2 separate regions of the Homo sapiens genome follow, and region 2 is linked to region 1. Evidence: chromatin loops called from intact Hi-C (ENCODE). Cell type or tissue: heart right ventricle. All regions are shown on one strand.

Region 1 (4,000 bases):
TATTATTTTGTGGCTAAACAAGACAGAAAAACATTAAAAAGAGAAGTTTTGCTTCAACTTTGGTCAAAAATATTAGGGTTTAAAATTTACCTACTGCTTTCCTTTCACAGTCAGGCTTTTCCAAATTTTTATTCTGAGGCATAATTATTTAAGGCCTCATACCTTTTCTATAACTACATTCAGTATTCACAGAAAAAACTGAGCATGCATAGGAAACAAAAAGACTAAAAGGCTAGAATGTCAACAGTGATACTCCATGGTTGACGGGTTTCAAAACAATTTTTACATTTTCCTATATTTTCTGAATTACTTAAAATGAGCCATAATGTTGATAATCAGCAAAAAAAAAAAAAAATTAAAATCTGTTTTTATTTGGACAGAAGAAACCCTATACCTTAATAATAGGGAATTCCAAAAAATCATCCAAACATACCTATTATCCTGCATACTCAGAACTTTAAATAAAAGCAAAATATTGAAAATAGATTATCAAAAATGAAAATAATGCCCTAAGCGATAGACCTACTTGTTGCTTTTCTATATAAAAGATTGATGGTACAATATAAATATCAAAATAAATTTGAACACTTTTTTAGATAGCAGAAACACAAATCACATGCAAAATAACTTAGGACTGAGACTTGTGGGTGCTTACATTTTTATCTCCTTCTTAAACTAATATTCAATAGCATATAACAGTAGAGTAAATGTAATAGGAATGATTTTTGCCTAAAGCAATTGATGCTTTAATATATCAATGAAAAAAATAAGGATTTACAGATAGCCGTGTAGACAAAACAACACTGCCTATAGGAAAAGTAGTAAGGCACAGAGTACCGAGCAAAAAAAATTGGGCAAAATCAAGTTCATACGGATTGATATCATTTAATTGTTTTGCTAACAATAATTTGCTTAATTATTAAGACCGTAAATAAAATGTTAAGAAATCTATAAAAACTATATTACTTATAAAATACACAATGATTTTAAGATATGTACCAAAGAAAAAAATCACCCAGATTTATAAAGATTAAGTATTAAATGTATAAGACTCAAACCTGAATTTTGTAATATTCATTCAAAACAACAGTCAAAGGCCAAGTTGAAATTCTGGCTTATGCCGGGCGTGGTGGCTCACGCCTGTAATCACAGCGCTTTGGGAGGCCGAGGCAGGTGGATCACCTGAGGTCAGGAGTTTGAGACCAGCCTGACCAACAGGGTGAAACCCCAGCTCCAATAAAAATGCAAAACTTAGCTAGGCGTCGTGGCAGTCACCTATAATCCCAGCTACTCAGGATGCTGAGACAGGAGAATTTCTTGAACCCAGGAGGCAGAGGTTGCAGTGAGCCTAGATCACGCCACTGCACTCCAGCCTCGATGACGGAGTGAGACTCCGTCTCAAAAAAAAAAAAAAAAAAAAAAAAAGGAGAGAATTCTGGCTTGTATCAAAACGCTGTCCATTTTCAAATTTGGAAAGAAATTTAAGAAAATGAAATTATTTTTCCTTACTTGAAAACTTCTTTGGTGAGAGACTGGTCCAGAACTTGAAACAAAAAATAAGAAATTATATGAAAGGCATCACGGTTCAGCTTGTCAAACATGTTCCTAGTGGTTAAAAATGAAATAGAAATAGAAAAAGAAAAAGGTTAATAAGCTAAACATCATCAAAAGCTGAGTAAGACTTTGACACAAATTAATGTTTTCATTCTCTTCAGGAAGTCAAGGCAAATTAATTTTTCTCATTCATGTGTATTTTATAACCAGTAAGAAAAACATACAAGCTTTCATTTTCTAATTCTGAAAACACAGATTCAATATAAGACTGGCAGAACTGGCTTTAATGAAAACACTCTACAGAAAAGGAAGGAAAACCTATTTCAAGAGAAACATGCCTTATAATGGTAACAACCTACATTTACTGAATAACAATAAATAGCTAATATTTATTAAGAGTACATGTTAGACCTAAAACCATAAAAACCCTAGAAGAAAACCTAGGCAATACCATTCAGGACATAGGCATGGGCAAGGACTGCATGTCTAAAACACCAAAAGCAATGGCAACAAAAGCCAAAATTGACAAATGGGATCTAATTAAACTAAACAGCTTCTGCACAGCAAAAGAAACTGCCATCAGAGTGAACAGGCAACCTACGGAAAGGGAGAAAATTTTGCAACCTACTCATCTGACAAAGGGCTAATATCCAGAATCTAAAATGAACTCAAACAAATTTACAAGAAAAAAACAAACAACCCCATCAAAAAGTGGGTGAAGGATATGAACAGACACTTCTCAAAAGAAGACATTTATGCAGCCAAAAAACACATGAAAAAATGCTCATCATCACTGGCCATCAGAGAAATGCAAATCAAAACCACAATGAGATACCATCTCACACCAGTTAGAATGGGGATCATTAAAAAGTCAGGAAACAACAGGTGCTGGAAAGGATGTGGAGAAAGCACTGATTTGAAATATGTCACCTCACCCTAGAGTCCAGGGTCTTCACTACTAGATTTTTATTTCCAGAACCATCTTTATAACATAATGCTGGCAATAGTTTTTATTGTGCCAATTACCCTAATTAATCAAAACAAAGCCTAAAAAAAAAAAAAGTGAAAACAAAAATGAAAGAACACTAAACCCTTTAAGAAAATGTCACACAACTATAAGGAATCAAGAGTTAACTTAAACGGCAAAGCATGAAATTTCCTTCCAAAAAATCAAATCAAGTGAATTTCTGACTTAGGATTACTATTCTCTTGCGTAAGTTCCTATGCCTATCCATTTGTCAAACAACACTTTTGTCCTTAGAACATCTCTACTCTTCAAGTAACACAAATGAAGTTCCATCTATCCTACTTCCTTACCATCTCTCAAACCTGTTGTTTTTTCACAAAGTACCTTGTTCTCTTCTCTTTGACACTTATTGTAATTTGTAATAAGATATTTGTTGAAGATTTGTTCCATCGCTAGACTAAAATTCTGTAAGGGGTCGGGTGCAGCGGCTCACACCTGTAATCCCAGCATTTTGGGAGGCCAAGGCAGGCAGATCATGAGTCAAGAGATTGAGACCATCCTGGCCAACATGGCGAATCGCCATCTCCACTAAAAATACAAAAATTAGCTGGGCGTGGTGGCGTGCACCTGTAATCCCAGCTACTCAGGAGGCTGAGGCAGGAGAATCGCTTGAACCCAGGAGGCAGAGGTTGCAGTGAGCCAAGATCGCGCCACCGCACTCCAGCCTGGCAAAAGAGCAAGACTTCGTCTCAAAAAAAAAAAAAAAAAAATTATATAAGGGAAAATTTATATCTATTCTCTTCACCACTGTATAGCCAGGTCCAATACAGTGGTCAATAAATATTTGTTGAATGAACAAATAAATGAATCACCTCTTTTTATTCCTACTGCCACTTTAGTTCAGGCCTAAATAATTAACTGCAAAGCGCTTCTTCCCCTTCTATCTATTCTCTGTAATGCAACCATATGATTTTTCCAAACTGCAAACCTTTTGGGCAAATACCTTGGAATGGATTGTTGAGTCATACATTATGTTTAACATTTAAAAAAAGTGGAGCCGGGCCCGGTGGCTCACGCCTGTAATCCCAGCACTCTGGGAGGCCGAGGCAGGTGGATCACCTGAGGTCGGGAGTTCGAGACCAGCCTGACCAACATGGAGAAACCCCGTCTCTACTAAAAATACAAAATTAGCAGGGCATGGTGGCGCATGCCTAAAATCCCAGCTACTCCAGAGGCTGAGGCAGGAGAATCGCTTGAACCTGGGAGGCGGAGGTTGCGGTGAGGTCATGCCATTGCACTCCAGCCTGGGCAACAAGAGCAAAACTCCATCTCAAAAAAAAAAAAAAAAAGAAAAAAAGAAAAGTGGTCATACCACTACAGGGTCATAGAAACAAAAAAATCATAAACTGCAAACCAAAGAGAACGTATACGTATAAAATGTAAGTGAATAAAAAATAATGGGGTTTTTTTTGTTTGTTT
Region 2 (4,000 bases), 65 kb after region 1:
CAACAGATTATAAACAGCAAAATGTACTACATGGGGGATGGAATGTGATCTACAGAGAGAATCAGATATACCATGCCTTGAGGACACAGCTGAAGAAGCAGCTTATTTAGAGTCAGAGTGGGAGGAGGACTGAGGTCAGTGTTGCAAGGACGCTCTCACAAAGCGGGTGGATTTGGAGCAAGGTCTTTAACCTCTGCTTCTTGGGAGGCTATAGCATGTAGATCGCTTGAGCCCAGGAGATCAAGTCCAGCCTGGGCAACATAGCAATACTCTGTCTCTTAAAAAAAAAAAAAAAAAAGCAGGGTGTGGTGGCTCACTCCTGTAAGCCCAGAACTTTGGGAGGCCAAGGTGGGTGGATCACCTGACGTCAGAAGGTCAAGACCAGCCTGGCCAACATGGTGAAACCCCGTCTCTACTAAAAATACAAAAAATTAGCCGGGCATGGTGGTGGGCGCCTGTAATCCCAGCTACCTGGGAGACTGAGGCAGGAGAATCGTTTGAACTCGGTAGGTGGAGGTTGCAGTGAGCTGAGATCGTGCCACTGCACTCCAGCCTGGGCGATACAGTGAGATGCTGTCTCCAAAAAAATTATTTATTATTTTTTAATTTAATTTAATTTTTTCGAGATGATGTCTTGTTCTGTCGCCCAGGCTGAAGTGCAGTGGCACGATCTCAGGTCACTGCAACCTCTGCCTCCTGGGCTCAAGGGATTCTTTTGCCTCAGCCTCCTGAGGCAACAGCTGGGATTATAGGCATGCACCACCATACCTGGCTAATTTTTTTATTTTTAGTAAAGATGGGGTTTTGTCATGTTGGCCAAGCTGGTCTCAAACTCCGGACCTCAAGTGATCCACCCACCTCTGCCTCCCAAAGTACTGGGGTTACAGGCATGAGCCATCATGCCCAGACAAAAAAAAAAAAAAAATCTAATAAAAAAATAAAATGGGGATAATAACAATAGAGCCCACCTCATGAGAGTATTACCTAAAGGGCTTAGAACAATACGTAGTGTGTGGTAAGGACTCTATCAATATTAATTATTAGTATTTCCACAAGATGAAAATTATAGACCAGTGCTGTTTTTTATGGGTGAGATAGAGGAGTTTTGGCCAGTCCCAGTCGCTCATGCCTGGAATCCCAAAGCAGTGGAAGACTGACCCAGGTGCATCATTCGAGGTCAGGAGTTTGAGACCAGCCTGGCCAACATGGCTGAAACCTCATCTCTGTTAAAAAATACAAAAAATTAGCTGAGCATGGTGGCACGAGCTTGTAATTCCAGCTGCTTGGGAGCCTGAGGCATGAGATTCGCTTGAACCCGGGAGGCAGAGGTTGCAGTGAGCGGAGACTGATCCACTGCACTCCAGCCTGGGTGACAAAACAAGACTCTGTCTCACAAAAAAAAAAAAAGAAAGAAAGAAAGAAAGGAGTTTTAACTTTACACGTATTTGCTAATATTTATGAAGTGTTTAGATATCTCAAAATCAATAAAGAGGATTATTAGGCCCACCTGCAGTACTCTTAATAATTTCAGGGAATCAGCTATCTAGGTGAAAGTTCACAGGGAAGTACATGTCATTGTAACACAAATTAGACCAAAGTTCAGGAAGAGACAGTTACTGAGTCATTTATCTGTCTTATCATAAGACCAGTAAGCCTCTTAGCACCACAAAGTAGATGTAACATTTTAACAGGAAATGACTCCAATCTAGAGCAAAGTTAGTCCCATGCACAAAGTGAAAGGTTGCACAACACAAAAAAGATCTGTGCTACGTGTCACACATGATCAGGTGGCGTATTGCTCAAGATGCTGGTATGCAATCAGTCTTTGCAAGAGTCAGATCATTGTCTCACCTTAGGAAAGGCTTTCCATGTGCCCTAGAGAGACACTTTCCCTTTCTGGGTTACTTCCTAAAGTACATTCACCTTAACTTATAAGAAAAGGAAATCTTTCTCAAGTGCTCTGAGTTTATTATTTCCCTTTTCTAGACTCTCATCAGGGTCATCTGCATGTGGATGAGGTTCCCAGAGAGGACTGCTGGAGGACATTGCATGTTTATGAATTTCACAGGTATTCAAGGGTGGCTGCACCTGGAGCTGGGAGCTGAGCATCAGGAAGATTAAAACATAAAGTATGCTCATCAAATTGAGAGGAGTGGGCCAGGCACGATGGCTCACACCTGTAATCACAGCACTTTGGGAGGCCAAGGCAGGCGGATCACCTGAGGTTGGGAGTTCGAGACCAGCCTGACCAACATGGAGAAACCCCATCTCTACTAAAAATACAAAATTAGTGTGGCATGGTGGTGCATGCCTGTAATCCCAGCTACTCGGGAGGCTGAGGCAGGAGAATCGCTTGAACCCAGGAGGCGGAGCTCGAGGTGAGCTGAGATGTCGCCACTGCACTCCAGCCTGGGCAACAAGAGCGAAATTCTGTCTCAGAAAAAAAAAAAAAAAATAGGAGTCAGGAAGAATCATCTTCTCAAGTCAATTAACAACATTGGGAGGCAGTGTGGTGCCACAGCTTAGTGGCTTTACACTCAGATTTGGTTTATAATACTAGCTTCACCTTTGCAAAATTCCATATGTACCAGGTAATTCACAGCAGCATTGTTTACAATAAAAAATGACTGGAAAGATACTAAATGTCCATCGATACGGAACTAATTAAATAAATTATGGGTATGACAATGTGGAAAGTTATCCAAATGGAAAAGCAAGATACAGAGCAGGGTATAAATTGTTACCCTTTGTAAAAAAAAATAAAACGGGGGAATTTTTTTTTTTTTTTTGAGACAGGGTCTTACTCAGTTGCCCAGGGTGGAATGCAGTGGCATGGTCACAGCTCACTGCAATCTCTGCCTCCTGGGCTCAAGCAATCCTCCCCCCTCTGCCTCCCAAGTAGTTGAGACTACCGGCACGTACCATCACGCCCGGCCAATTTCTTTTATTTTTAGTAGAGATATGATCTCATTATGTTGCTCAAGCTGGTCTCAAACTCCTGAGCTCAAGTGATGTTCCCGCTTTGACTTCCCAAAGTGTAGAAATACTTACTTAATAGCTGCTTGTTCAGTAAGTATCTCTGGAAGGGTATTGAAGAAGTTAGCAATGCTGATCGCAGTGGCTCACGCCCATAATCCCAACTCTTTGGGAGGCTGAGGCGGGCGGATCACTTGAGGCCAGGAGTTCAAGACCAGCTTGGCCAAAAAGGTGAAACCGGTCTCTAATAAAAATACAAAAAAGTGGCCGGGCGCAGTGGCTCACTCCTGTAATCCCAGCACTTTGGGAGGCCAAGGGGGGGCGGATCACAAGGTCAGGAGTTCGAGACCAGCCTGACCAAAATGGTGAAACCCTGTCTTTACTAAAAATACAAAAATTAGTCAGGCGTGGTAGTGCACACCTGTAATCCCAGCTACTCAGGAAGCTGAGGCAGGAGAATCGCTTGAACTCGGGAGGTGGAGTTTACAGTGAGCTGAGATGGTGCCATTGCACTCCAGCCCGAGTGACAGAGCAAGAATCCGTCTCAAAAAAAAAAAAAAAAAGAAAAAAGAAAAATTAGCCAGGTGTGGTGGCACATGCCTGTAATCCCACCTACTTGGGAGGCTGAGGCAGGAGAATCTCTTGAATATGGGAAGCGGAGGTTGCAGTGTGAGCCGAGATCCGGCCACTGCACTCTGGCCTGTGTGACAGAGTGAGACTCTGTCTCAATAAACAAAAAAAGATTAAAAGGGAAGTTTCGTGTATTTTTCAATTTTGAACTATGACTGTCATCTGGTCAAAAATTAAAACAACCATTTTTAAAGAAAAAGTAAAGGAGCATCTGGTAACAACTTACAAAATGAAAAAAAAAAATCCCAGCTTTCTGGCTGGGCACAGTGGCTGATGCCTATAATCCCAGCACTTTGGGAGGCTGAGGCGGGCTGATTACTTGAGGTCAGGAGTTTGAGACCATCCTGGCCAACATGGTGAAACCCTGTCTCTACTAAAAATACAAAAACTAGCC

The links. Peaks named below come from ENCODE experiments on the same cell type or tissue, not always from the same donor. Only the 100,000 strongest peaks of a DNase experiment are listed, where the experiment ranks them.
Region 2: a loop joins it to region 1, with 5 times the contacts of the local background. A loop is called at or near these places in 60 of 110 quality-filtered maps.

The regions. Positions count from the first base shown.
Region 1 is chr9:19,095,165-19,099,164 of GRCh38, forward strand. HAUS6 (HAUS augmin like complex subunit 6) reads right to left here. Exons shown (of 17, transcript NM_017645.5): 2 at 1,510-1,605. Among named protein-coding and RNA genes, the nearest start is that of HAUS6, 5.7 kb to the right of the region's middle. In heart right ventricle, no CTCF peak of the experiment used is centred here; no DNase peak of the experiment used is centred here.
Region 2 is chr9:19,160,142-19,164,141 of GRCh38, forward strand. No RefSeq gene overlaps it. Among named protein-coding and RNA genes, the nearest start is that of PLIN2, 35 kb to the left of the region's middle. In heart right ventricle, no CTCF peak of the experiment used is centred here; no DNase peak of the experiment used is centred here; H3K27ac peaks cover 386 bases.